Linked DNA regions of Homo sapiens: region 2 is linked to region 1. Evidence: chromatin loops called from intact Hi-C (ENCODE). Cell type or tissue: mammary epithelial cell. All regions are shown on one strand. Each heading gives the region's core, and the rest is flanking DNA. Links, peaks and the distances in the headings are about the cores only. Region 1 has its middle 98 kb from the start of TMEM17. Region 2 has its middle 46 kb from the start of EHBP1.

Region 1 (15,808 bases), core at 7,310-9,809:
GTCTGTAAGCAGATAATTCCTCTGTCTTGCTCATTAAAATACATTGAGTCCCCCTTGGAATTTTTCTTTGCGTAGCTTTTAGTTTATTGTCTGTCCTTTCATCACTAGAATTTAAGTTTCATGAGAGCAAAGATATTGTCTGTTTTGTTCAACTGTTGTGTCCTGAAAGCCTACAACAGTGCCTGGTGCTCAATAAATACTGTATGTTGAATAAATGAATGAATAAGTAAGCATAGTTCTGGTTGTGGATTTAGAAGTCTTTTGTATTACCCTGAATATCTTACATGCACACACACAAATATGACTCTGCTGTGACCCTCCCTCCCCTTCTGCCCTTCCCCACCAGCTCATCACATGCACTAAGTAATTGTTGGCTATGCATAAGGATCCATCTGGCTTTCACTGGAGAAAAACTGAAAATAGTTTGCTTTTACGAAAACTCATGTGGGGAACTTACATCTCAAAAAAGATGTTTGTAATACCAAAATGTATTTTGTTTTATTAAATCCAGATTGTTGGGTGGAGTGCCTTAGCTAAAAGTCACTCTCAAGCAAAATGAATTGCTTGTTATTCTCACAAAGAATTTACAGGAAGCAATTTGTAAAGGTTGCCATCAGGCTGAAGTCATTGTTGGCACTTGGAATCACTGTGTCATCAACCTCAGAGCAATCATTTAACCTGGGTCTGCTCAGAGAAATCAACATAATGCAAGGAAAATTGAATTCTACTGCCTCAGATTACAATCACTTTTACATTATTCCAATTTGATCCTGGAGTTTAAAATATTTGGCCTATCAGTTTCTCTTATCTTGCCACCATGTAGAAATGTCTTTTTACATGTGCTTAACACTGGTCCCGTCATTACCAGCTAGTTCACAAATAGCTTTAAAAAACCTACACTTTCCTCTTTGTGCTCTGGAAGTTGCTGTAGGAATAGCTAGGAAACTAATGGTTTGCCATCTATTCAGGCCCATTTCATCCAGTAGCCTGCCTGCTGGTTAAATAGCAAAAATAATTCTACTCCTCTTGAGTGAACTATCCTCCAATCTGACAGATGGGAGAATTATTGTAGGTAGGCCTATGAGGGCATCATTATATCAGGGAAACACTGAATCCCGGCATGAAATGAAGATGGACAGGCCTGTGCTCCCAATTTCTCCCAATGCATTTATTCTCATCACTCTGGGAAAATAGGACTAAAAAGATGGGAACACAGATTCATATCATTAGCAAATGTTAGATCAGTTCCCTATATTTCTAAAACCAGTTTCCAGCACCAAATTGGAAAACAAGGTTTTGACAAAACCACAATGATCATTTTTAAACCTTATCCAAAAAAATGATAATTCATTTACTGATTCTGCAAAAATATATGGAATGCTGTGAGCAATCACCACAAAGTAGACTCTGAAAATAACATAGAAACATCGTACTGCACAGATTCCTCAACTAAGTGATTTTGAATGAGTGTTTTCCTTGCTATGTACATTGAGAATAGTCATATACTGACTTTTAGATCCCTTGACTGCCTCAGATGGAAGCTGCAGAACCATCAGGTGTAAGTGCTTCAGGATGTTGCAATTATTCTAGAAGAAGACTGAAGAGAGAAGTATGTGGTTCTCTCTCTCTCCTCTCCAAACACAACCACAGCCTTCGTTTAGCAGCTGAGATTGCTGTTTAGAAGTCTTGTCATCCAGCCAGTCTGCTTTTTGGACCTCCCAAGTTGAATAAGATTTCTTAATTGAGTCAAGCCATACATCTGCTGACTGTCTTAGACCAGTGTGGCCTGTTGGCTGTTTTCACCCTCCAACAGCTAATGCTTGTGGCGGGACTTGATGTGGCCCGATAACACTTCCATAGCCAACCTGTTGTTCCTATCACTTCTCCATTCCACAGCTGATTAGACAGCTTCCTGTCCATGGTTCTTATGCATCTGGGCCAAAGAAATTAATTTGCACTCATTATTCATAGTTGCAGCTGACTAACTGGACTCGGGTCACTTTTTTTGTCTCATCAGATAATGAAAGTCTACTTAGTTAATTATTGCAATATTTGGTCAACAGATACCTATTGGAAACTTACTATGTACCCAGTACTGTGCAAGGTGAGTAGGATACAACAGACCATACAAGTTCTAGTAGCCTAAAGAAATTAATATACTTCTCTAATTTCTTCCTAGTTTTGCAATTTTTTAATTTTTTTTTGAGACAGGGTTTCACTCTGTCATGCAGGCTGGAGCGCAGTGACACAATCGTGGCGCACTGCAGCCTCAACCTCCTGGGCTCAAGCGATCCTCCCACCTCAGCCTCCTATGTAGCTGAGACTACAGGCACTCATCACCATGCCCAGGTAATTTTTCTGTTTTTTGTAGAGATGGGTTTTGCCATGTTGCCCAGGCTGGTCTTGAACTCCTGAGATCAAGAGATCTGCCCACTTTGGCTTCCCAAAGTGATGGGATTACAAGTGTGTGCCACCATGCCCAGCAGCTATTTTTAATTTGAATAAATGTTTTAAAAATTATGTATGAAACCATAACTCCTTCCATAAGCTAATACTTTAAGCTTAAGCAAATTGTCATCTCTCTAGAGGTTTCATTAACACTTACTCACTGTTGTTGTTGTTGTTTTTTTTACTTACTCATTTATGAGTTTAAGAATATTTACTACCTTAGACATCTGAGATATATTTTGGGATAAGGTATGAAGTATTTGATTTAAAGTAATTTTTTTTTTCTTGAGATGGAGCCTCGATCTGTCACCCAGGCTGGAGTGCAGTGGTGCGATCTCAGCTCACTGCAACCTCTGCCTCCCGGGTTTAAGCGATACTCCCACCTCAGCCTCCAGAGTAGCTAGGAGTACAGGTATGCATCACCGGGCCTGGCTAATTTTTGTATTTTTAGTAGAGATGGGGTTTCACCATGTGGGCCAGGCTGGTCTTGAACTCCTGACCTCAAGTGATCTGCCCGCCTCAGCTTCCCAAAGTGTTGGGATTACAGGCGTAAGCCACCACTCCGGCCATCTAAAATAATTTAATTCCAAGTTCTAATGAATGTCTCCCATAAATGTGTATTTTCAAATCTTCATTATTTTATGTTGTATTTTGTCATTTATTTAATCCTTATGTATAACAGTCTATTTCTGGGGTTTCTCTTCTGTTTCCGTGACATATTGTTATTTCACTTCCTCATTTTCCTTTCTCTTTTTTAGAATATTTTTATCTTCATCTCTTTATTTTCCTAGATGAATATTATAACATTCTTCTAAATTCTAAAAAGAATCTCATTGTGATTTTGTTTGGGATTGAATTCATTTTTTTAAATAACATTGAGTTGACATATTTGCAATATTTTATTCTTCCTGGGTATTATGACCCAACAAGTTTTATTATTTTGTTTATATAGCCAAACAATTATTAAGTCTACTTCTCTCTTTACATATTTTATTGCTATTGTAAATTATACCTTTTTAAAATTAGGTTTTTCTAGATTGTAATTGTTGATATTTAGGAATATTAATGACTTTTCTATATTTTATATTTTATCTGGCTATTTACTGTTCTATTAAGCCTAAAAATGTTAGCTGATTCCTTGGGCATTTTGTTAGATACATAATGGTTTTCAAATAATAAGGTTTTTGTTTCTACCATTACTTATTTCTCTTGGGTTTATATTATCTCTTTTCTTACATTGGCTTGAACTCCCAGAATAATATTAAATTGAAATGATGCTAGATGGCACATCTCTAATTATTTTTCTTTTTAAAAAAATTATAATTTTTTTTCTTCTAAAAAAAAAAAACCAGGATATATGTGCAGAATGTGCAGGTTTGTTACATAGGTATATGTATGCCATGGTGGCTTGCTACACCTATTGACCCGTCCTTTAAGTTCCCTCCCCTCACCCCACCATGCCCCAACAGGCCCTGGTATGTGTTGTTCCCCTCTCTGTATCCATGTGTTCTCATTGTTCAACTCCCACTTATGAGTGAGAACATGTGGTATTTGGTTTTCTGTTCCTGTTTTAGTTTGCTAAGGATGATGGCTTCCAGCTTCATGCACGTCCCTGCAAAGGACTTGATCTCATTCCTTTTTATGGCTGCATAGTATTCCATGGTGTATATGTACCACATTTTCTTTATCTAGTCTATCATTGATGGGCATTTGGGTTGGTTCCGTGTCTTTGCTATTGCAAGTAGTGCTGCAATAAACATACACGTCCATGTGTCTTTATAGTAGAATGACTTATATTCCTTTGGGTATATACCCAGTAATGGGATGGCTGGGTCAAATGGTATTTCTTGTTCTAGATCCTTGAGGAATGGCCATACTGTCTTCCACAATGGTTGAACTAATTTACATTCCCACCAACAGTGTAAAAGCGTTCCTATTTCTCCACATCCTCTCCAGCATCTGTTGTTTCCTGACTTTTTAATAATTGCTATTCTGACTGACGTGAGATGGTATCTCACTGTGGTTTTGATTTGCATTTCTCTGATGATCAGTGATGTTGAGCTTTTTTTCATATGTTTGTTGGACGTGTAAATGTCTTCTTTTGAGAAGTGTCTGTTCACATTCTTTGCCCACTTTTTGTTGGGGTTGTTTGTTTTTCTCTTGTAAATTTGTTTAAGTTCTTGTAGATTCTAGATATTAGCCCTTTGTCAGATGGATAGATTGCAAAATTTTTCTCCTATTCTGTAGCTTGCCTGTTCACTCTGATGATAGTTTCTTTTGTTGTGCAGAAGCTCTTTAGTTTAATTAGATCCCATTTGTCAATTTTGGCTTTTGTTGCAATCGCTTTTGGCATTTTTGTCACGAAGTCTTTGCCCATGCCTATGTCCTGAATGGTATTGGCTAGGCTTTCTTCCAGGGTTTTTATCTTTTGGGTTTTACATTTAAATCTTTAATCCATCTTGAGTTAATTTTTGTATAAGGTGTAAGGAATGGGTCCATTTTGAGTTTTCTGCATATGGCTAGCCAGTTTTCCCAGCACCATTTACTGAATAGGAGAGCCTTTCCCTATTGCTTGTTTTTGTCAGGTTTGTCAAAGATCAGATGGTTGTAGATGTGCGGTGTTATTTCTGAGGTCTCTGTTCTGCTCCATTGGTCTATATATCTGTTTTGATACCAGTACAATGCTGCTTTGGTTACTGTAGCCTAGTAGTATAGTTTAAGTCAGGTAGCATGATGCCTCCAGCTTTGTTCTTTTTGCTTAGGATTGTCTTGGCTGTACGGGGTCTTCTTTGATTCCATGTGAAATTTAAAATAGTTTTTTCCAATTCTTTGAAGAATGTCAATGGTAGTTTGATGGGAATAGCACTGAATCTATAAATTTGGGCAGTATGGCCATTTTCACGATATTGAGAAGGCAAATCTCTATAACATCATCTCAGATACTTCCTCTCATGCCTTAAGCTAATCAGAAACAGTGAGGAAAGAAGAGTAGCACAAAGTTTGGGATAAAACATTGCTATATGGAAAAGTTGGCCTTTCATAAATTTCATAGCTATGACTAAATTTTCCTTCTTAGTGTTTTGGCTAAGATCTAGTAATTGTGGTACTATTATTAAAATTGAATTAGAAACTGGAAATGTATTTGTCATAAGGCTTATTCTAAAACCTCAGGTTGACATTGCTATAACTGTCACAAAATTATAGTTTGAATGTCAGGTTTCCTCCAAAAATAGTATTTCATGCTGATTTAAAAGGCAATGTAGCTAGTAAGGAATAAATTATGATTTTGAATAACAATATCAAGAATGTTCATTCTTCTAATGTGCTAGCTTCTAGAAAAGCTACCGGAAGTCAACATTATATGAGAAGCTGACTTTTTCCATAAATATGATGGCATAATAAATTCAGAATTGAATTTATAACTATGGATCAAATATCCAAATTTCCCTAGCAATGACTACAAACACCATATTAAATAAAATATATAAATGTTATATAATATAAAGCTTTGTTAAGGTTATGTGTAAACTAACCTATTAATTTACTAACTAGGGCAACACAGTAACACATCATGTGACTTTAGATTTCCTAGAGTATCATTATGTTTTATAAACATTTCCCATTGTCATTTCTTCCTATTTTAAATGAAGTAAATTAAAATGTGAAGGAACACATTTATCAAGGTCATAAATTGCAGAAGGGCTTCTTTGGAGTGTTGGTTTAGAGCAAGGGCTTAGAGTAGAGGTTTTGGAGTAAGGCATACTGGGGTACAAAGCCTGGTTCTGCCCGTCATTCATTTAAAAGCATTTCGTGGCCAGGTGTGGTGGTCACACCTGTAATCCCAGCACTTTGAGAGGTCAAGATGGGAGAATCACTTGAGGCCAGGAGTTTGAGACCAGCCCGGGCAACATAATGAGGCTCTGTCTCTACAAAAAAATTTTTAAAAATTAGCTGGGCATGATGGAATGCACCTATGGTCACAGCTACTTGTAGGCTAAGGCGGGAGGATTCTTGAGCTTGAGAGGTTGAGGTTGCAGTGACCTGGGTGACAGAGCGAGACCTTGTCTCAAAAAAAAAATGTAGTGAGTTATAGATGCTGGGGATATAACAATACACAAAACAGAAAATATCCCTGATCTCATGGAGTTTACATTTTAGTACCATTTATTAGTCACTATGTTTAGAAAGACTTTTTTTTATATCTAGGAGCTTCAACTTCCTCATTTGTAAAGTGAGAATAATAGTATTTGCCTCATAGAATCATTTTAAAAATGAAATGAGACAACGTATGTAAAGCATCTAGCTCATGTAAGAACTCAATAACTGGTAGCTGGTTTTTGTATTTTAAACATCTGCTTTTTAGAAAAATTGTTAGAGATACTCATGGTAGAAAAGGATAACATTTAAATAATTTATAATCTTATTATCTAGAGATAACTGCTATCTTATTAGTATTTTAATATTTACTTCTAGATTTTCTACTATGCATATATTTTTAAAGAGACAATCCTATATCCATTTCACTCAATTGCCCTTTAGGAGGGTTGAACCAGTGTATACTCCCACCAGTCATATGTGGAAGTGCCTGTCTCTCTCTGGGGAGATTTAACATCAATTGAAAACTTTTTGAAAGAATGCTGCCCTTATTATACCATGCAAATTTTGCTATAGCTATTGACTATCACTTCCAAGTAAAAAAGACCACCAGGTCTATGCATAAGTAGAGAACTTGACATAGTGTCCTCCTCCTCCTTTTCCTCTTTCTTCCTCCTCCTCCTCCTTCTTTCTTCTTCTTCTTTTAAGAGAGATAAAGTCTGTATCTCTCTGTCACCCAGGTTGGAGTACAGTGGCATGATCATAGCTCACTGCAGCCTCAAACTCCTGGGCTCAAGCGATCCTAAAAACAGAGTGTCTTCTAAAGCTATGTATGGACTAGAATCATAACCAGAGCCAGAAAACCATCAGGGCACCAAGAAATTATTCTCTCTGCCTCCCTCTCACAACCCTCATCAGCAGACTCATGGCATTTCTGCTTCTCTCAGTGCACCTGCTGACCCCATCTTCCAGAGCCTGGTTTCCAGCTTGCACAAGGCCTGTAGTGGCCGCTTCATGACATTTCAGTCCAGCTCTTATGGTTATTTAACCTCACTTCAGTTTTTTCAATTCCAAATTCCTGAACAAGGAGTGTAATTGACCCAGCCTATCTTCTTCTGAATTAGTACATCCAAGTCTGGAGTCACTGAACAGCCTCGGCTCAAGTGCCTATCCTTTAATCTGATCAGCTGTGGCCAGGGGACAGAGTCATGTGATATAGAGCATGACCATTAGAGCATCTGGGGGTGTGGGCAGGGAAGGGCATATGAGAAGTGAGGCATATCTGGAACATTCTAACCAAGGATCTTTGCCAGGATAAGGGGTAGTCTAATAGAAATAATTTTGATGGTCAAATATTTGGAGGATATTTTAATGGTTTCTTCAGGTAATATTTAGAATATTTGATATGTAAACTGCCCCCTCAAATTGAGAATGTATAATCACCATTTCTAGAGTAAGCAAGGTGTACTAGAAAAAATCATAGACTCTTAAATCAGATGATTTTATAGTAACGTATAGCAAATACTCAATAAGTATTACATACAAATGATAGAAGGTTTAAAGATCAGGTTATCTGTCATTCTGCTGCCTTGAAAATAGATTTTCTGCTTTCTTGAACTACCCATTTCATCAGCAGTAAGAGCTTTCCTTTGTAATCTGAAGTTATGGAGATGACATTTGTCTTTAAAATGTAGGAACTAATCCTAACTAGTGGTGATTTTTCATCTTTTGATTCTGCTTAGCGTACTGGGTCATCACTGTATCAAAGAGCTTCTGAATGTGGGCTAAAATAATGGCTAAACTCAAAGTCACATAGCCTTGAATATAATCCTCTATCTACAAAATCAAATATCTTCTTATCTCAGGGCCTAGTTCTGATTTTTGTCTTATACAAATGAATTGGTGGGAGAAAATTATTTGCAAACCACATATTCAGTAAAGGCTTTACGTCAAGAATATATATAAATAGCTCAAAACTCAACAGTAAAAACCAAACAGTTCAATTTTTAAATGAGCAAAAAGCATAGAGAAAAATTTCACAGAAGACAGTGTAGGAGAGGCAAATAAGCACATCCCAACACGATCAAGATCATTAGTCATTAGAGAAGTGCAAACTGAAACCACAACAAGGCATCACTACACACATTTTGGAATGGATAAAGGGAAAACATAGTGATAATAACGGAAACTGGCAAGGATCCAGAGAAGATGGGTCATACATTGCAGGTGAGATTGTAAAATGGTACAGCCTCTCTGGAAAGGAGACATTTTCTAACAAAACTAAACATGTGACTCAGCAGTTGAGCACTCTTGGGCATGTATTCCAGAAAAATGAAAACTTATGTTCACACAAAAATCTGAATGTGGATGTTTACTACAGCATTATTTGTGCTAGCAAAATACTCAGAATAACCCAAATGCCCTTTAATGGTTGAATGATTGAACAAACCCTGGTACATTCATACCATGGAATACCACTCAGCAATCAAAAGGAATGAATTATTGATACATGAAACAACCTGCATAAACCTCAGAGGTGTTATGCTTAGTGAAAAAAGTCAATCTCAAAAGGTTCCATGCAGTAAGACTCCATGTAAATAACGTGTTTGAAGTAAAAGCAATTAGAGATTGAGAACAGATTAGCAGTTGCCAAGTGACAAGGAGACAGGTTAGGTAGGGGGTACAAATACAGGCAGATAGCATGAAAGATTTCTTTTGCAATGATTGAACAGCTGTATCTTGATTGTAATGGTGGTTATACAAATTTATATAGGGGATAAAATTGCATAGAATTAGGCACACATGCACACACCCATGTACATGCAAATGAATGCAGGTTAAACAATGGTGACAACTGAGTAACATAGCAACTGTGATGGGTACATTAACAGTAATGTGCCTGGGGTGGAGCCAAGATGGCCGAATAGGAACAGCTCCAGTCTACAGCTCCCATCGTGAGCAACGCAGAAGATGGGTGATTTCTGCATTTCCAACTAAGGTACCGGGCTCATCTCACTGGGGAGTGTCAAAAAGTAGGTGCAGGACAGTGGGTGCAGTGCACCGAGCGTGAGCCAAAGCAGGGCAAGGCATCGCTTCACCTGGGAAGCTCAAGAGGTCAGGGAATTCCCTTTCCTAGTCAAAGAAAGGGGTGACAGATGGCACCTGGAAAATCGGGTCACTCCCACGCTAATACTGCTCTTTTCCAATGGTCTTAGCAAACGGCACACCAGGAGATTATATCCCGCACCTGGCTCAGAGGGTCCCACGCCCGCGGAGCCTCGCTCATTGCTAGCACAGCAGTCTGAGATCACACTGCAAGGTGGCAGCAAGGCTGGGGGAGGGGCGCCCGCCACTGCCGAGGCTTGAGTAGGTAAACAAAGCTGCCAGGAAGCTCGAACTGGGTGGAGCCCACCGCAGCTCAAGGAGGCCTGCCTGCCTCTGTAGACTCCACCTCTGGGGGCAGGGAATAGCCAAACAAAAGGGAGCAGAATCCTCTGCAGACTTAAATGTCCCTGTCTGACAGCTTTGAAGAGAGTAGTGGTTCTCCCAGCATGCAGCTGGAGATCTGAGAACAGACAGACTGCCTCCTCAAGTGGGTCCCTGACCCCCGAGTTGCCTATCTGGGAGGCAGCCCCCAGAAGGGGCAGACTGACACCTCACACGGCCAGGTACCCCTCTGAGACGAAGCTTCCAGAAGAATGATCAGGCAGCAACATTTGCTGTTCAGCAATATTCACTGTTCTGCAGCCTCCGCTGCTGATACCCAGGCAAACAGGGTCTGGAGTGGACCTCCAGCAAACTCCAACACACCTGCAGCTGAGGGTCCTGTCTGTTAGAAGGAAAACTAACAAACAGAAAGGACATCCACACCAAAACCCCATCTGTACGTCACCATCATCAAAGACCAAAGGTAGATAAAACCACAAAGATGGGGAAAAAACAGAGCAGAAAAACTGGAAACTCTAAAAATCAGAGTGCATCTCCTCCTCCAAAGGAATGCAGCTCCTCACCAGCAATGGAACAAAGCTGGATGGAGAGTGACTTTGACGAGTTGAGAGAAGAAGGCTTCAGACGATCAAACTACTCCGAGCTAAAGGAGGAAGTTCGAACCCCTAGCAAAGAAGTTAAAAACATTGAAAAAAAAATTAGATGAATGGCTAACTAGAATAACCAATGCAGAGAAGTCCTTAAAGGACCTGATGGAGCTGAAAACCATGGCACCAGAACTATGTGACGAATGCACAAGCCTCAGTAGCTGATTCAATCAACTGGAAGAAAGGGTATCAGTGATGGAAGATCAAATGAATGAAATAAAATGAGAGGAGAAGTTTAGAGAAAAAAGAATAAAAAGAAACGAACAAAGCCTCCAAGAAATATGGGACTATGTGAAAAGGCCAAATCTACATCTGATTGGTGTACCTGAAAGTGACGGGGAGAATGGAACCAAGTTGGAAAACACTCTGCAGGATATTATCCAGGAGAACTTCCCCAATCTAGCAAGGCAGGCCAACATTCAAATTCAGGAAAAACAGAGAAAGCCACAAAGATACTCCTTGAGAAGAGCAACTCCAAGACACATAATTGTCAGATTCACCAAAGTTGAAATGAAGGAAAAAGTGTTAAGGGCAGCTAGAGACAAAGGTCGGGTTACTCACAAAGGGAAGCCCATCAGACTAACAGCGGATCCCTCGGCAGAAACTACAAGCCAGAAGAGAGTGGGGGCCAATATTCAACATTCTTAAAGGAAAGAATTTTCAACCCAGAATTTCATATCCAGCCAAACTAAGCTTCATAAGTGAAGGAGAAATAAAATACTTTACAGAAAAGCAAACGTTGAGAGATTTTGTCACCACCAGGACTGCCCTAAAAGAGCTCCTGAAGGAAGCACTGAACATGGAAAGGAACAACCGGTACCAGCCACTGCAAAAACATGCCAAATCGTAAAGACCATCGATGCTAGGAAGAAACTGCATCTACTAACGAGCAACATAACCAGCTAACATCATAATGACAGGATCAAATTCACACATAACAATATTAACCTTAAATGTAAATGGGCTAAAGGTGCCAATTAAAAGACACAGACTGGCAAATTGGATAAAGAATCAAGAACCATCAGTGTGCTGTATTCAGGAAACCCATCTCACGTGCAGAGACACAGATAGGCTCAAAATAAAGGGATGCAGGAAGATCTACCAAGCAAATGGAAAACAAAAAATGGCAGGGGTTGCAATCCTAGTCTCTGATAAAACAGACTTTAAACCAACAATGATCAAAAGAGACAAAGAAGGTCATTACATAATGGTAAAGGGATCAATTCAACAAGAAGAGCTAACCTAAATATACATGCACCCAATGCAGGAGCATCCAGATTCATAAAGCAAGTCCTTAGAGACCTAGAAAGAGACTTAGACTGCCACCCAATAATAATGGGAGACTTTAACACCCCACTGTCAACATTAGACAGATCAATGAGACAGAAAGTCAACAAGGATACCCAGGAATTGAACTCAGCTCTGCACCAAGCGGACCTAATAGACATCTACAGAACTCTCCATCCCAAATCAACAGAATATACATTCTTCTCAGCACCACACCGCACTTATTCCAAAATTGACCACATAGTTGGAAGTAAAGCACTTCTCAGCAAATGTAAAAGAACAGAAATTATAGCAAACTATCTCTCAGACCACAGTGCAATCAAACTAGAACTCAGGATTAAGAATCTCACTCAAAACCGCTCAACTACATGGAAACTGAACAACCTGCTCCTGAATGACTACTGGATACATAACGAAATGAAGGCAGAAATAAAGATGTTCTTTGAAACCAACGAGAACAAAGACACAACATACCAGAATCTCTGGGACACATTCAAAGCAGTGTGTAGAGGGAAATTTATAGCACTAAATGCCCACAAGAGAAAGCAGGAAAGATCTAAAATTGACACCCTAACATCACAATTAGAAGAACTAGAGAAGCAAGAGCAAACACATTCAAAAGCTAGCAGAAGGCAAGAAATAACAAAGATCAGAGCAGAACTGAAGGAGATAGAGACACAAAAAGCCCTTCAAAAATCCAATGAATCCAGGAGCTGGTTTTTTGAAAGGATCATCAAAATTGATAGACTGCTAGCAAGACCAATAAAGAAGAAAAGAGAGAAGAATCAAATAGATGCAATAAAAAATGATAAAGGAGATATTACCACTGATTCCACAGAAATACAAACTACCATCAGAGAATACTATAAACACCTCTACGCAAATAAACTAGAAAATCTACAAGAAATGGATAAATTCCTCGACACATACACTCTCCCAAAACTAAACCAGGAAGAAGTTGAATCTCTGAATAGACCAATAACAGGCTCTGAAATTGAGGCAATAATTAATAGCTTACCAACCAAAAAAAGTCCAGGACCAGATGGATTCACAGCCGATTTCTACCAGAGGTAGAAGGAGGAGCTGGTACCATTCCTTCTGAAACTATTCCAATCAATAGAAAAGGAGGGATTCCTCCCTAACTCATTTTATGAGGCCAGCATCATCCTGATACCAAAGCCTGGCAGAGACACAACAAAAAAAGAGAATTTTAGACCAATATCCCTGATGAACATCGATGCAAAAATCCTCAGTAAAATACTGGCAAACTGAATCCAGTAGCACATCAAAAAGCTTATCCACCATGATCAAGTGGGCTTCATCCCTGGGATGCAAGGCTGGTTCAACATATGCAAATCAATAAACGTAGTGCAGCATGTAAACAGAACCAAAGACAAAAACCGCATGATTATCTCAATAGATGCAGAAAAGACCTTTGACAAAATTCAGCAACACTTCATACTAAAAACTCTCAATAAATTAGGTATTGATGGGACGTATCTCAAAATAATAAGAGCTATCTATGACAAACCCACAACCAATATCATACTGAATGGGCAAAAACTGGAAGCATTCCCTTTGAAAACTGGCACAAGACAGGGATGCCCTCTCTCACCACTCCTATTCAACATAGTGTTGGAAGTTCTGGCCAGGGCAATCAGGCAGGAGAAGGAAATAAAGGGCATTGAATTAGGAAAAGAGGAAGTCAAATTGTCCCTGTTTGCAGATGACATGATTGTATATCTAGAAAACCCCATCGTCTCAGCCCAAAATCTCCTTAAGCTGATAGGCGACTTCAGCAACGTCTCAGGATACAAAATCAATATGCAAAAATCAAAGCATTCTTATACACCAATAACAGACAGAAAGCCAAATCATGAGTGAACTCCCATTCACAATTGCTCCAAAGAGAATAAAATACCTAGGAATACAGCTTACAAGGGACATGAAGGACCTCTTCAAGGAGAACTACAAACCACTGCTCAGTAAAGTAAAAGAGGATACAAACAAATGGAAAAACATTCCATGCTCATGGGTGGGAAGAATCAATATCATGAAAATGGCCATACTGCCCAAGGTAATTTATAGATTGAATGCCATCCCCATGAAGCTACCAATGACTTTCTTCACAGAATTGGAAAAGACTACTTTAAAGTTCTTATGGAACCAAACAAGAGCCCACATTGTAAAGTCAATCCTAAGCCAAAAGAACAAAGCTAGAGGCATCACGCTACCTGACTTCAAACTATACTACAAGGCTACAGTAACCAAAACAGCATGGTACTGGTACCAAAACAGAGATATAGATCAATGGAACAGAACAGAGCCCTCAGAAATAATGCTGTGTATCTACAACTATCTGATCTTTGACAAACCTGAGAAAAACAAGCAATGGGGAAAGGATTCCCTGTTTAATAAATGTTGCTGGGAAAACTGGCTAGCCATATGTAGAAAGCTGAAACTGGATCCCTTCCTTACACCTTGTACAAAAATTAATTCAAGATGGATTAAAGACTTAAATGTTAGACCTGAAAACATAAAAACCCTAGAAGAAAACCTAGGCAATACCATTCAGGACATAGGCATGGGCAAGGACTTCATGTCTAAAACACTGAAAGCAATGGCAACAAAAGCCAAAATTGACAAATGGGATCTAATTAAACTAAAGAGCTTCTGCACAGCAAAAGAAGCTACCATCAGAGTGAACAGGCAACCTACAGAATGGGAGAAAATTTTTGCAATCTACTCATCTGACAAAGGGCTAATATCCAGAATCTACAATGAACTCAAACAAATTTACAAGAAAAAAACAAACAACCCCATCAAAAAGTGGGCGAAGGATATGAACAGACACTTCTCAAGAGAAGACATTTATGCAGCCAGCAGACACATGAAAATATGCTCATCATCACTGGCCATCAGAGAAATGCAAATCAAAACCACAATGAGATACCATCTCACACCAGTTAGAATGGCAATCATTAAAAAGTCAGGAAACAACAGGTGCTGGAAAAGATGTGGAGAAATAGGAACACTTTTACACTGTTGGTGGGACTGTAAACTCGTTCAACCATTGTGGAATTCAGTGTGGCGATTCCTCAGGGATCTAGAACTAGAAATACCATTTGACCCAGCCGTCCCATTACTGGGTATATACCCAAAGCATTATAAATCATGCTGCTATAAAGACACATGCACATGTATGTTTATTGTGGCACTATTCACAATAGCAAAGACTTGGAACCAAGCCAAATGTCCAACAATGATAGACTGGATTAAGAAAATGTGGCACATATACCCCATGGAATACTATGCAGCCATAAAAAATGATGAGTTCATGTCCTTTGTAGGGACATGGATGAAGCTGGAAACCATCATTCTCAGCAAACTATCGCAAGGACAAAAAAACCAAACACCGCATGTTCTCACTCATAGGTGGGAATTGAACAATGAGAACACATGGACACAGGAAGGGGAACATCACACACTGGGGCCTGTTGTGGGGTGGGGGGAGGGGGGAGGGATAGCATTAGGAGATATACCTAATATTAAATGACGAGTTAATGGGTGCAGCACACCAGCATGGCACATGTATGCATATGTAAGAAACCTGCACGTTGTGCACACGTACTCTAAAACTTAAAGTATAATAAAAAAATAACAGTAATGTGCCAATGTCAATTTCTTGGTTTTGATATTATACTATCCCTTTATAAGATGTCATCATGTAGGGCACATGGGACTCCTTATACTATATTTGCAACTTTCTGTGATTCTAAAATTATTTCAAAATAAGAGGTTTTAAAAAATGCAGTGCAACCATTATATAGTTCTGATACCTTCTTTCTTTTATCAACTATTTTAAAGGATATTTAAGAATTGGA
Region 2 (15,808 bases), core at 7,908-10,407, 57 kb after region 1:
ACAGTTTGTTATAATTTCTGTACACCAATAACAGACAAACAGAGAGCCAAATCATGAGTGAACTCCCATTCACAATTGCTTCAAAGAGAATAAAATACCTAGGAATCCAACTTACAAGGGATATGAAGGACCTCTTCAAGGAGAACTAGAAACCACTGCTCAAGGAAATAAAAGAGGATACAAACAAATGGAAGAACATTCCATGCTCATGAATAGGAAGAATCAATATCGTGAAAATGGCCATACAGCCCAAGGTAATTTATTGATTCAATGCCATCCCCATCAAGCTACCAATGACTTTCCTCACAGAATTGGAAAAAACTACTTTAAAGTTCATATGGAACCAGAAAAGAGCCTGCATCACCAAGTCAATCCTAAGCCAAAAGAACAAAGCTGGAGGCGTCACGCTACCTGACTTCAAACTATACTATAAGGCTACATTAACCAAAACAGCATGGTAATGGTACCAAAACAGAGATATAGATCAATGGAACAGAACAGAGCCCTCAGAAATAATGCTGCATATCTACAACTATCTGATCTTTGACAAACCTGAGAAAAACAAGCAATGGGGAAACAATTCCCTATTTAATAAATGGTGCTTGGAAAACTGGCTAGCCATATGTAGAAAGCTGAAACTGGATCCCTTCCTTACACCTTATACAAAAATTAATTCAAGATGGATTAAAGACTTAAACGTTTGACCTAAAACCATAAAAACCCTAGAAGAAAACCTAGGCAATACCATTCAGGACATAGGTATGGACAAGGCCTTCATGTCTAAAACACTGAAAGCAATGGCAACAAAAGCCAAAATTGACAAATGGGATCTAATTAAATTAAAGAGCTTCTGCACAGCAAAAGAAACCACCATGAGAGTGAATAGGCAACCTACAGAATGGGAGAAAATTTTTGCAACCTACTCATCTGACAAAGGGCTAATATCCAGAATCTACAATCAACTCAAACAAATTTACAAGAAAAAAACAAACAACCCCATCAAAAAGTGAGTGAAGGATATGAACAGACACTTCTCAAAAGAAGACATTTATGCAGCCAAAAAACACATGAAAAAATGCTCACCATCACTGGCCATCAGAGAAATGCAAATCAAAACCACAATGAGCTACCATCTCACACCAGTTAGAATGGCGATCATTAAAAAGTCAGGAAACAACAGGTGCTGGAGAGGATGTGGAGAAATAGGAACACTTTTACACCATTGGTGGGACTGTAAACTAGTTCAACCATTGTGGAAGTCAGTGTGGCCATTCCTCAGGGATCTAGAACTAGAAATACCATTTGACCCAGCCATCCCATTACTGGGTATATACCCAAAGGATTATAAATCATGCTACTATAAAGACACATGCACACGTATGTTTATTGTGGCACTATTCACAATAGCAAAGACTTGGAACCAAGCCAAATGTCCAACAATGATAGACTGGATTAAGAAAATGTGGCACATAAATACCATGGGATACTATGTGGCCATAAAAAAGGATGAGTTCATGTCCTTTGAAGGGACATGGATGAAGCTGGAAACCATCATTGTCAGCAAACTATCGCAAGGACAAAAAACCAAACACCGCATGTTCTCACTCATGGGTGGTAATTGAACAATGAGAACACATGGACACAGGAAGGGGAACATTACACACTGGGGACTGTTGTGGGGTGGGGGGAGCGGGGAGGGATAGCATTAGGAGGTTTACCTAATGCTAAATGATGAGTTAATGGGTGCAGCACACCAACATGGCACATGTATACATATGTAACAAACCTGCACATTGTGCACATGCATCCTAAAACTTAAAGTATAATGATAATAATTTAAAAATTATAAGTCAAGTACTAAATAAGTCCCCAGGTGGCCTAAGTAAGGCATTCCCTGGCATCCATAGTATTCAACCTGCAGCCAGGGATGGAGTTCTGTGGAGTTGAGGAATCTAAATCAATAATCTTAGAATGAAAAGGGCATCACTGTCAATTGACTTGGGCTTTCTCCAGTCTTTTAGTATTCAGCAAAACATTGTTTATTTAACTTGATTAGAAAGGTCAGCCCAAATCTACGAGGAGGGACCAAGACAAATGAACAAGTTCTTGATAATGGAAGTGATTTATTGGTTTCCAGTATGGACTCCAATTCAAGTTCTCAGTAATAGCAGATTGGGTTTCTGTTCCTCCTACTGAAACTGACAAGAAAGAGTGAAATTGGTAGGTTAATTCCACAAACACCAGAAAATTCTTATAAACAACTTAGGTAATAATTAGCTCAAACATTCTTCCTTCAATATTTACATCTGCAGGTCTCAACAGGACACACCGATATGTTGCAAGCAACTTCATACCAATCATAGTAGAAGTATCAAAGTTCGCAAGTGATTCACTTTTAACAATAAATCCGAGAACATTTAAGGTTATCACAATAATATCACAGTCACACGTTTGCATTTCCATGTGCTTCTTAAGAGAAAAGGCAGGGGTGGGTTACAGAGATGGAGTCAGGAAATGCACATGGGTCTGTGTTGCTCATGCCAACACTGTTCTTGTATTGTCACAGAAAAAAAAAAAACAGAGAAGGAGAGAACTGCCTTACATCATCAATTTTCTTAAAACCTTTTATCATATGAAGGTAAAACTAAACCTTGCTCGCTCAACTTCCTAATTTTAGGCAATGATTGGAATTCAGTTTAACTTACTGTCTAACCCTCATATAGCAAGGAATGTGGACCTTGAAGACTTATTCACCGCTAAGGTTTTATGAGTATTGTGGTGAAATGAGGCATGGCATGGAAGAATAGTATAATCTGGACAAACTGTGGCATTCCTGGTAAACCCCAAAGGGTGGCACCACCTTGGTGAGGTCACCTCAGGCCAGTCTTGCAGACTGAGAAACTCACCATTGCTAGGGCTCTGACTCTTTTCAGACTGAGACAACTGACTTGAGCTGCTGTCGAAACTTTCAAGAAGTTGCTGTATAATGTTATTCACTTACAGATGTTATTCACTTAAAATGGAGGATACTTCTTTCCAATTACTAAAGCTGCTTCTTTCCTGATCTCATAATACCCGGAGAATTGAATTTATGATTGTAAGTTTGGGTGGGAAACACGGAGTCAGAGAAAAAAGTGGAGAATGATCTTAAGAATATCGTCCAGGCCATGATGAGGTATGTAGAATTATCCTTGACCCACAAGAGACTTCTTCAGTTACCAGACTGAGTGAGTTCCCAGAAGCTGAGCACACTCTCCTCTGAAAAGTGCTGGACAAACTTTGCCAATTTCTTACTCTTAGGGTCTCCTTTTTTTGTGCTCTGAGCTTCCTGAGTCCCTTCCATTCAAACAATTGGTTCAGTTTCAGGAAATTACTGTAACAGTTAGGGTTCTGTGGTTATGTATAATAGAAAGTGACTTCAGCTAACTTGAGCACAAAAGTGGAATTTATTGGAAGAAGCTGAGAACTATTACAAAATTGAATGAAAAGCTGAAGTCCCAGATCTTTAAAAGAATCCATGGAGCTGCTCTGAGGATGCTTGCTACTTGGTAGGGGGAAGCAGACACTTAAATAAAAAGAAGTGCCAGGTAGGTGAGTGCAGTGGCTCACGCCTATAATCCCAACACTCCCGGAGGCTGCTGTGGGAGAGTCAGTTGAGACCAGGAGTTTGAGACAAGCGTGGGCAACGTATTGAAACCTCATCTCTAGAAAATTTTTAAAAATTAGCTAGGTGTGGTGGTGGAGCTATGATTGTACCACTGGACTCCAGCACTCTAGCCTGGGTGACAGAACAAGATCTCATCTCTTAAAAAAAAAAAAAAAGCAATTAAATGTGGCAGTATCACTATAGAAATATGCTAAAAATAAAAGGAATTACAAAGGAGGGATTGGTCAATTGTCCCTGGTAAGGGGTAGGGATAAGTTTCAAGGTAAAGAAAGGCTTCATAGTGGAGGTAATATTTGAGTCAACTCTTAAAAGTAGATTACTTTTAAGTAATCTTATTAGTAGAGTTGATGTTTGCTTGATGGCCAAAGAAAGAAAAGGTATTCAAGGCGCAAAGACACAGAGTTGTGAAAGAGTATGGCATATTCAAAAACATGAATGTCATTCCATATACCTTCAGCGTGGCTTGGTGATGTGGAGTTTCATGAGAAAAATGAGACTGGAGAGGGAGCAGAAGACTGACTGATCACAAAGAACCATGTAGCAATAAACTGTGGTCGTAGAAGAGCAGTATCAGATCCAAAAAATAAGTTTTATGTATAAAACTTCTACAAACAAGAAACTTAAAAAAAAAAAGGACTCATAGAGATTATTTTTCCCTTCTTCCTTCTTCCTTCTTCCTTCCTTCCTTCTTCTTCTTCACTCTGACAACTGATTCCCTCCCCACCAACCTTCCTGTTCCCCATACACACAAATCTACAATCATCCATGATATTTCATGCCCACAGTTGTTTTTAAAATCTTAGAATAAGGCCATCCGTACAAAGTAATCTCATCAAGACTGATCAGACTTCATCTCCTTGAGAACAATTCTCTGAAAATCTTACCCTGGTAGCAGAAGATTGTGACAGTAATAATTTGAGCAATTTCCAGTAGCTAATTTCCCTTGGTAAGAAAAAATATTAAACCTGCTTCTCTAATCCATACTTGGCCTCCAGATGTGTTCAAACTAGTTCTTCCAGCTGGAGCTACAGAGGGTAATTCATAGAGCCAAAACTAAGTCTCAGACTATTCTGGACTCTTTTTCCATCATCCTCATGGATATGGTAATGTAACATGTGGCACATCCAGACATAAATAAAACTTGGGAAGGAAGAATTCTGAAGGATTTTGTCCATTCTGGGCACAAGAATCTTGACCATAATAGTGAGTGTGCATTCAGCTCAGGTACCTATGAAATTTTAGAGTCTTTTAATTTTGGAATTTATGAAGACAACCAATGGATTTGTTGAGAACAACTAAGTCTTCTTTCCGAAATGAGAGTTTAATACTTACATATTTTCTCATATACAGTTAAATGTAGTAAAGGGTGTTTTGTATTTAATATATTATTTATTGTGTATTCCGCAGTCTTTGTCCTTTCCTTACTAAGGAACTAGAGAAAGCCCCTAATTAGTATGGCCTAAGAACTGTTCTTGTTCTTGTAGGTTTTAGAAATCCTCTTGTCCCAGCTCTCTGTGCTAGTATTCCACTTCTCTTTTTGAGGCCTTCACTTCTTTTTATTTTTTCTCTTTTATAAAAAGAGACAGGGTCTTGCTGTATTGCCCAGGCTGGTCTCGAACTCTTGGCCTGAAGGGATCCTCCTGCCTCAGCCTCCCAAAGTGTGGGGATTACAGGGATGAGCCACTGTGCCCAGCCCAGGACTTTAGTTCCAATGGCAGGTTTATAGGTTTTGTTTATGGGTTCTTCAAAGTGCAGTCTTTAAGTTTTTGCTGGTTGCTTTCTACAGAAGGCTTTGCTTTCTTTCAAAATGCTCTGCAAAATGCCAGCTGCCTGCTTTATTGATTGGCAGGAATGGTTACATGTTGCAGCAGCTTTCTTTCTATCTGTCTCTCTAACCTGAATGTTCTGGGGTCACATTGTGTCTGTACCAGTTGTGTTCTCTGATATAGAAAATAGGGAGTAGGAGGACTGACTGTCTTTCAACACCGTTGATGTCCCTATTTCCCTTTTTCACATTGCCTCCCTTCCCCCAATAAATAGCAGCTCATAACATTTTGCCCAATAGGATATAACATTAATATCTCTGCTAATAGAGAAAATAAATAAAACCAAACACTACTTTTAATTTTGTACATGATTATAATTAAAATCTCTAATAAGGACGGGATTTTTAAGAAGACCCTATGATTGTTTGTAAATTTTGATTCTCCACACTATTTCAGATCCTTATTACCATAGTGCTTTTCAACTGTGGCAGATGGCATTTTCCAAGCATGGCTGCAACAATATCTCCCATCCCACATGTTCTTCTGTAATGTGGCACTGCTACCTTCCATCAAGAGGTGGCTATTTCTCCACCCCCTTGAACCTGGAAGGCCCCATGCTTTCTTTGACAACAGAATACAATGGAAGTTGTGGTGTACAGGTTCTGTGCATAGCCATGAATTGGCCTGGCAGTTTCAATTCCTGTCTCTTAGAAGACAGCTGCTGTGTAAGAAATGTGACTACCCAGAGATCACCATGCTGTGAGAATCACAAACCACACTAAAAGGCCCTGGAGGATGAGATGCCACATGGAGACAGAAAGAATCCAAGGATACCTGAAGTGCTGGACAAGGGAATGAAGAGGCCATCTTGGACATCCAGCCCAACAAAGCCTTCAGATGGCATCATGACTGTTACTGCATGAAAGACCCCAAGCAGGAACTTCCTGGCTAGGCCTAGTCAACCAACAGGACCAAGAGAGATAATAAAGTGTTGCTTTTAGCCGCTAAGTTCTGGGGTGGTGTGTTAAGCAGCAGTTAATGGCTGGAACGCAACCAATGTTGTCTACAGTGGAGTCTAAGGGGAATCTTCTTCCCAAAGTTTAAATGGAGTAGCTCTGTTTTTAATCTATTTCACATTTTGGGGTTCTTCATAAGAAATTATTTATAAAAAAGTAGCTCCATGTCTCAAAAAGTTTGACTATCACTCCATAGATAATTGAGAGTTGGCTAAATAAATATGGGCCACCCTTGCAGACCATAAAAAGCATATTGTGACAGCAAATATTTCCTGACTAGATTGCTTCAGACAAATATATTTAGGCCATTCTGAGTGGATGTGTATTTTTATGTGATTTCTAAAGCCCTATCAAAGGATTCCAATTCCGGTTTCTAACACTCCTCACCATTAGGAAATCCTTTTTCAGAGACTCATAGACTCTCGACTATGCTCTACTCCAACCCCTGCCCTTGTTTGAGTTAAAAAAAAAAAAAAAAAAAAAAAAAAAAAGAAACTCATGGCATCTCTCTTAGTGATCTGGACTGTAGCTCTTGGAAGAGAGCAAAAACTACTTTCTTTGGTGTCAATGTCTTGTGTTAGGCATAAGATGATGAGAAAATGTGTCTTAATATTATTTTAATTGGAAATAATTTCTTGTAAAATTGTACACCTATGGCCCTGAGCTTTGCCTAAAGCATTTGAAGTGCCCTTGCCAATCAACACCATTTTTACTTCAACACTTAACAATGCTATTTGTAGAAAGATTTCCTTAAAGGCTTTCAGCGTGCTCAGCTAAGAGCGGTGTTTTTAGTCTTGCTACACTAGTGTACTGGTTCCTTTTATCATTCAGACCATCTGTGATGAAGTCTATTTTGTTAACTCAGAAAACCTCAATTTCTGTGAGACTTTAAAATGAGGCATTAACATATTTTTATGGATTGTGCTACCATTATGGTTTTGGAGACTTCTCATCTCTGTTATTAAAAAGAAAAATCCTGCCATCTAAGCTTCTCATAAGAAACTATTTTTACATTCATAATCTTTAAAGATGCTTATGGAAAGAAGTGCTTTGAACTCTTTCAGTAAGATTTTAGTTCAGCCTAAAGCTTAACAATAATGTAATTTGAGTGAGGGTGGCTGATCCCCACCTGTCAGTGATGCTTCAGGAAGATACATAAATCACAGCCAGCATCTCAACTGAAACCAGTTTAAAAATTCATGCGGCTAACAGTCATTCCTGTGTGATCTGGTTTCTTAATACCTTATTACACCCTGCATACTGGGATTTTAGGCCTGGAATGTACCTTTAAAATTATCTTATTACACCCCTTTCTTCTATAGATGAGTAAACTGAGGTCACAGATTGTGACTGGAAAGCATACTTTCTTTCCACTATCCCTTTGCTGGTCAAAGTGTGCTTGGACCGGTAGCACCACCTAGGAGCTTGTGAGAAATGCAGGGTCTTGGGCATCCCACCAGACCAATTGCATCAGAATCTCCATTTTTATAAGGTCTCTACATGATTCCTATAAGTACATTCATGTCTGAGAAACCCTGCTTGATACCACATCTGTTTCCCAAAAGCAGTGCAAGGCTCTGTAATCCAATCAATCCAGATTCAAAATCCAGATTTTCCACTTTCCAACTAAGTGAACAAATTACACAACCTCTCTGGTCCTGCTTCCTCGGTAGTTAAATGTGGGTATTAATACCTACTCTGAAAGGTCATCATGGGTTTAAATGAAACAGTCTTTATATAGTTCCTATTCAAGTGTCTGAGGATAGACTGCTCAATAAATGGAAACTGCTGCTATTGCTGCTACTATGGCTACAACTATCGCTGCTTTGCTACTATTGCTGCTGCTGCTGCTGCTCCTGCTGCTATTACTACTTCTACTGCTACTACTGCTATTGCTACTAGTACTACTGCTGCTACTACCACGGCTCTTTGTATCATTGCTGCTACCACTGCTGCTTCTGCTTCTATCACTAATTCTACTGCTATTACTGCTAATAGCTGCTGCTGCCACCACCATGGTTATTAATATCTCAAAAAGGGAAAGTAACCTTTCAGACATTGACAAGTGTCCAAAGTGAAACTGAAGCCCAGGTACACTTCCTAATTTCCCGTCTGCTTTAAGTATAGCTAAATACTAGAGCCAACATTCTTGTTTAAGGCCTTTTCAATCCTTGGAGTAAAATGTAGAAAAAGGAGACAGCTTTTTAAAGATTTCTATTTAAACCTCCTGGAACAGTAAAGTCAATTTGCTCAATTCTGTGTCTTCTCAAACCATTATAGCTTCAGTGGGTCTGAGTTTCTTCTAGGTGGCAGCTTCTGTTTCCTTTAACTATGGAATACTGCCTTTCTCTAATTTTGCTTCTGGCTTCCAAAATATTTTCCACAGAAAGTTTTACTGGATCTGATAGTACATTTGTTTTCTTAGAAAACAGGATATATGTTAAACTCTGAGGTGACCTACTAATTTCAGTCTTTGTCCTTTCAGCACTCAGCCCTATGCTTAGATGTACTCACTTTTCCTTGCTTACGTGACCCCATTTTGAATAATTGTAAAGGGGGAAACACCCTCATTACATACAAATAGAATTTTGCCATTTTGCAAACTGAGATAGATGTTGATTTTCTTTGAGGTCCCAGAATGACTTCTAATCCTTGTTCTTAGAACTGAACATATGTGACTCAATTTGAAAACAATGGCTAAAATGTTAACCTCTTAGCTCCAGCTAGACTGGATTCCAAAAAGTTATAGATCCTCTGGGTAGTGGAATAGCATATTTGTTTGGAATGCACCCAAATATCCTAACAAGATTTGTGAAAGCATTTTGCAACCATTGACACCTAACCACAAAATGTCTTCACATACTCAACTAGTGACGTGTAAACAGAAGAACAGGATTGTGTAGCAGAGCCAGTTTCAGGCAGCCCCACAACAGAAGATAATGCATTTCCACACTTTGTAAGAAATGGCATGGCCTAATATGAATGGATACCATGAAAATTGTGCATCTGAGCACATGAGTGGGCTCTTCAGTACCAGTGGAAATCTAGGATGAAATGGAAAGCCCTTGAACAAGCCATGCTAGAAATGATACAACCCAACCTGTTACGGAGGTGAAAAAGTGCTGGGCTTTCCATCCCTCGGAGGCTGAGACTGCTTGGCTACTGCTAGGAGAGTACAGCGATGGGTATCTCAGCATGGGGTGGCATCTTGTGCTTGCTCAGTTTAGCAAGCACTGTGCCTTGTGCTTGTAATGAACACTTAAGCATTTGAAGGATCTAAATGAATCAGAAGATCTAGTATATATTTCTCAAAGCCCTCCCCCTTGCTCACTTACAAATTGGCTAAATTCACAAACAAGCTGCTTTATCAATTCAAGGAGCCTTGCATGACTCCAAGTGAGTTACAAGTCTTAGATGTAAATAAGAAGTTTAACATTTTCTGAGTGGGAATATAGATATAGAAATATACTGTGCTGTCCTGAATTCCAAAGGTGGCATTTCCCACTATCAAAAAAGGTTTAAATTATTTAAAAAATAATTTTAAATTATTTATGTATTTACTTATTTATTTTTAAGCACTTACATGATACTAACCAAACACTATTTTAAGCACTTTACAAATATAAATTCACTTAATACTCACAGTCATCTTCACTAGGAAGGTATTACTCTTGTCATCATTCTATAGAGGGGAAATAAAGTCATAGACAGTTTAAGTAACTTGCCCAAAATTACACAGCTAATAAATGCCAGGATTGGAACTCAAGCAGTTTGGCTCTAAAGTCTATGCTATCACTTACTATGCTACATTATGAGGTTATTATTTTGGAATTTTCTTTATACTTAACTAGTAGATAAAATTTTTAGCTTGCAATACTAATGAAACCGTGATGGTGAATTCAACAGTTGAATGTGCTAATTATTGGAGCTCTGCATATATAATATATAAGCTATAGGCTATATTTTTAATATCAAAGTCTTTATTCGCTAACTTTTTCAGTTTACAAGATTATGATAGCTTTTCCTTTTAGGATCATGTGTTATTATAAACTAAAAATATAAAAAGCAAGCTAAGCACTATTTTAAAAAACATCCTAAAGGTACAATGCAAGGGACCAGTTACAAATGCCCAGAACCTGCTAGAGATTTGTAAGAAATCATTTAAAAGAGACTGGAAATACATTATTTGCCTGTTGAACACCTCAGTTCTTCCTTTCCATGCTGCTATTTGCATGAAAATTTGCTGCTTAGGTCAGGGCTTATGATAGGTTAGAAAAGTTTCCAATAGCCGAACACAAACCCAGGAATCAAAGTCCCCCAAATATACACAAAGGAAAAAACACACACACAACCTACCTAATCTGTAGCTAGAGTGCTTCTGGGCCATGGAACCACCCCATTGTGCCTTGGCCACTCCAGCTCAGAAACCAGAGTGTTGCCATGGTGGCAGGGACCCAACCGTGAGGGCTGGTTTCAATACCCAGCAGCTGTTCACTTCAGAAAAAGCAGGATGGCAGCCCACTTCTGAATGCGCATTTTTCTCTAGGCTTTGACCTGACCTGAATATTGTTTCTCATTGAATTTCCTTTTATTTATTTCTTTTTAGATATCAACTTTCCTTGAACTTTTCCTGTCATTTGTGTTGCAGTTGGCAGAACTACAGAACTTCTCCCTTCTGCAAAAAATGTGTTTTTTTTCTTTAACCATTTCTAAGTTTTTCCCTGTGTTGTCTTTATCTCCCCCACTTCTATATTTTACACACACACCTGTGCCTCATTATATGACGACCCAGGACAAATTCATCAGGTTTGTTTATTCCAAGAAGTGTGAAGGCCTCAGGTAGCCCCCTAAAAAATCCCTCCATGACTCACCTGACAGCAGAAATTTGTCCTATGAAACTTTGGAGCTGGATTAGAAAATATGACCCTTTACTCTCTTCATTCTGGCCATGGTCATAGAATCTGTGTTTAATCCTAAACACATTCTCAATTCACACTTGATTCATAACCTGCTTTTTTCTTCTCTTTGTTTACATGTTGGCAAAACATAAGGAATGTAAAAATATAAAAACTATTATGAATTATGAGCCCTGCTCACAAGGATTGTAGAAAAACTGTTCTTGATGCAAAAAGGAGCTGCACTATATTTAAGGTGAATTTATCCCTCTCCAGCTCTAAAGGAGTTTGGAATAATTTATAAATGAGGTTGTACTGCTGTTGAATATTTTTTTTAACTAGAAACAGTTTGTTTACAAGTTGTTACTAAAGACTGTCAGAAAAAAATGCTTGTGGACATGGTATCCAAAAGGCTGACAGAACCCAGAACTTGCTTGGTATTCATTTGAGAGCTCATCCAACATTATCCTGCACAGTGTATAATTACTTGCATGTTGGGAGCCAAAAAAGGGAATGTAACCCTGTGAGTGTGTGTTTATACTGAAAAGTTGGAGAAGCAAAACAATTCAGCAGCATTCTTCATCCCAACATCTGGGAATAATTAATTTGCTAGCTATGATGTATAACATGAAGTTGATAAAGTTGCCTGAAGCTCTGCATTTAGACCATTTGCCTTATTTAAAGCTTTCTGCTTTAGGGTTTAACACTGTGGCTAATTTTAGTAAATCTTTTTCTTTTTATTCCTGAAATGCTGTGATGAGGAGGAACCTTCTGCTTATAGTTTCTTGATCATTTTCTTTTTGCTCTTATTGTCAAAGTGTTCAGGAAGCTGACACTCACAAACTTTGCCTCCTTCTTCCTCTGCAGTGCAATGCTGCAAGAAAAAGTTCTAGAAACTGAGGCCCTGGAAAATGTCATTGGGTTTTTACATCTCTCTCTCTTCTCTCTTCTCTCTCTCTCTCTCTCTCTCTCTGTCTCTCTTTCTCTCTTTCTCTCTTCTCTCTCTCTCTCTCTCTCTCTCTCTCCTAAACACATATTTGAGCTCTGAAGAGTTTCTCTGGAATAGAGAATGTGTTTTTGTTCCATTTTACAAATCTTAGGCTAGGATACTGGAGACTGTCATGTGAGACTCTCAGTATATTACATATGGAAGGTATTGTGACAAGTTCTGATGGTTTATGTTAGGTGCTACATTCCCTTGATTGTGACTTTTAGAAAGAAAGCACAATATAAATACAATGTCATCTTATTGAATCTAACAGTTCAAGGTGGTACAGGGGGCTTTTCAGTCCCAGGGCTGTCTCCTCCAGTTTCTCACTGAGGCATGCTAGAGTGAAACACAGTTGTTACTCTGACCTTAGTTTGTTTAATTTGGGATTTCAGAATAAGAGCAAGTATCTTATTTTTATTGGCTGAGTGCTCCCAGCTTTGAACAGTGCTAAAAGTTTTCTATAGCACTTTTGAAAGCTCATATTTCACAACATCCAGCTATTTTCTTTGGAATCCTGGTGAGAAACAAACTGAGGAACTCCCAATATAGTCAGGCTGAGACTATCTCATTCCCCTCTGTCTTTTCTTAAGACTTATCTCCACACTTTGACAACTGTTTCACATCACTTGTGCCCTGTATTTTGGGATTCTTTGGACTAAATTATATGTTGTTGTCCTTCATGGTGAAAAATGATAACTTCTAGAAAAATGATAATTTTCTATTTATATAGATAGGGGTTGTACTCACAAAGAGTAATGGCCTGAGGGCTTGTCCTCAGCCCAGCACACGCTCACTGGCCCGAGGGAGAAGATGCTTGGGCAGGGTTGCTGCTTTTGCTCATCTGCCTCTACACTCACAGTCTCTGCATGTTGTGACAGCTTCCTGCTTCCTCCTTCAGAGCTTAGAAGCAGGGACTGGACCTTCTTATCAGTGTCTAAGTAGTCATGCCATAGCTTCCAGATGCCTGTGCATGGGCCAGTGACTGGGTTGACACTGGTTGGTTATGAGGTTTCCATGACCTGTTTTCTGATACAAAAGAAAGAAAGAAAGAAAGAAAGAGAGAGAGAGAGAGAGAGAGAGAGAGAGAGAGAGAGAGAGAGAGAGAGAGAGAGAAAGAAAGAAAGAAAGAAAGAAAGAAAGAAAGAAAGAAAGAAAGAAAGAAAGAAAGAAAGCAAGCTCCCTGAATACAGGGACCTTCCCTGTCATGTTTACCACCTAGAAAAATTTCTGGTGCCTATCACTTAATAAATATTTGGCTAATGAATGAAAAAACAGATAAGTGGAAGAGTAAGGTGAGTTTTTCCTGATACTGAATGTATTCATTTTCAGAATATAAACTTCTGATACTGTGTCCTTCCTACCTTTTTGCTTTTACAATTTATTTATTTTTGTTAACAAAATGATATAAGTCTAAAGAGTTACTAGGAAGATTTTGGGCAAAAAGGAAGTATTAAGCAACCTGATGTCAGTTTCCAAAATTCTTGCACTGGCCTATAAAATTCAAAATTTGGAAATCACTGCCCCATGCATGCTTTTTCTTGCTATTGCCTTGTCTTTCACAATGTACGTTTTCTTCATAACATTTGCCTATGAAGGGGAAATAAAAGGTTAATGCCTATGAACCAAAATGAAAAACATAATTCTAAATCCATATCACTAACATTGAGCATCCACTTTGTGCCAGGCCCTGAGGTATGCACATTCACACGCTGTCCCACAAAAGTCCTGAGAGGCATGTGTTATTACTTCCCTTTTACAGATGAAGTGACAAGTGAGCCAGATTTTGGATGATCCAAGGAAGTTATGGGTGGCGGAGGAGATCCAGGAGAGGTTAATGGAAGATGTGGGACTGAATTGAGTCTTGCTAGTCAAAGATAATTTGGCTGAAGAAGAGGATGGCATTCTGGCAAGAATAAAGATGAGGAGAAGGAATGCGCACCACATAATTTGGAACAGAGTCCAGACTGACCTGAATGGAAAGCAAGCTGCAGATAGGAAGACTGTGTGCACATAGATAATTGGACAAGATCCTCATTTTGCAGGTATTTGGTTGGTGTCTTAGTCCGTTCAGGCTGCTATAAGAGAATACTATTGATTGGGTGGCTTATAAACAATGAAATTGTATTTTTCACAGCTCTGGAGGCTAGGAAGCCCAAGATCAAGGCACCACCAGATTCAGTGTCTGGTTCATAGACAGCTTTGTTGTGTTCTTACATAGCAGAAGGTGGTGAGGGTGCTCTCTGGAGCCTCTGTTATAAGAGCGCTAATCTCATTTATGACAGCTCCAGTGTCATGACCTAATAACCTCCCAAAGGCCTTATCTCTAAATGCCATCACACTGGGCATTAGGATTTAACATATGAATTTTGAGGGGACAAAAACATTTAGTCTATTTGTCTAAAACTTGCTGACAATTTGGCTTCCCATTCAACGAGTCAGTGTCCTTAAAGACATATTTGTCTCTTTGAATTTGTTTACTTGACTGTTTTGGGCTCCAGTGATGCTGCCTGGGAATATTCAGAAGCTGGGTGATTGTGCTCTTAACTGCCAAGCATGTTTTCCTATAAGGAAGATTCTCTTCAGACCTTAGTACACAATCTGAGGGTCTTTAAGCATAATCAGTCAATAGCTCTGTTGCTGAGTGTGCAATGTGTTCTTAGTTTTCTACAAGAGCTCAGAACTTTCCCAAAGGAGCAGAAGCCTAGCCTATTACAAGTTTCAACCCCACTAATGCATGCATAAGCTTAATATAAATATTGTATGAGGCCGGGTGCAGTGGCTCACCCCTGTAATCCCAGCACTAGTACTTTGGGAGGCCAAGGCGGGCAAATCACCTGAGGTCAGGAGATCAAGACGAGACTGGCCAACATGGCAAAACCCTGTCTCTACTAAAAATACAAAAATTAGATGGACATGGCTGCAGGCACCTGTAATCTAACTATTCAGGAGGCTGAGGCACAAGAATCGCTTGAACCCAGGAGGCGGAGGTTGCAGTGAGCTGAGATTGTGCCATTGCACTCCAGCCTGGGCGACAGAGCCAGACTCCATCTCAATAAATAAATAAATAAATATTGTGTGACACTAATCTTACTAGAAAGTCCTATTTTTTTCAATGGTGATAGCCTATGCATTTAAGGATATGCTCACCATATTAACTCTATGTCATCTCACTCATTGAAGAATGAAAAGTTGGTAAACTTGGCAAGATATGTATTTGTAAAGCACCTAGCTCAAAGCCACGTGGTAGGTGTTGAAGCTACAATAGATTCCTATTATTCATGGATTTCATATTTAGGGATTTGCCTACACACTAAAAGTTATTTGTGGGCCAGGCGTGGTGGCTCACGCCTGTAATCCCAGCACTGTGGGAGGCCGAGTAGGGGGTGGATCACGAGGTCAGGAGATCGAGACCATCCAGGCTAAGAAGGTGAAACCCCATCTCTACTAAAAACACACAAAAAATATTAGCTGGG

What was found. Peaks named below come from ENCODE experiments on the same cell type or tissue, not always from the same donor. Only the 100,000 strongest peaks of a DNase experiment are listed, where the experiment ranks them.
Region 2: a loop joins it to region 1, with 4 times the contacts of the local background. A loop is called at or near these places in 3 of 110 quality-filtered maps.

Annotation. Positions count from the first base shown.
Region 1 is chr2:62,595,794-62,611,601 of GRCh38, forward strand. No RefSeq gene overlaps it. Among named protein-coding and RNA genes, the nearest start is that of TMEM17, 98 kb to the left of the region's middle. In mammary epithelial cell, for the core only: no CTCF peak of the experiment used is centred there; a DNase peak (open chromatin) is centred at 8,738; H3K27ac peaks cover 782 bases.
Region 2 is chr2:62,651,803-62,667,610 of GRCh38, forward strand. No RefSeq gene overlaps it. Among named protein-coding and RNA genes, the nearest start is that of EHBP1, 46 kb to the right of the region's middle. RefSeq lists enhancers at 8,241-8,340, 8,391-8,500, 10,781-10,830. In mammary epithelial cell, for the core only: no CTCF peak of the experiment used is centred there; a DNase peak (open chromatin) is centred at 9,299; H3K27ac peaks cover 1,689 bases.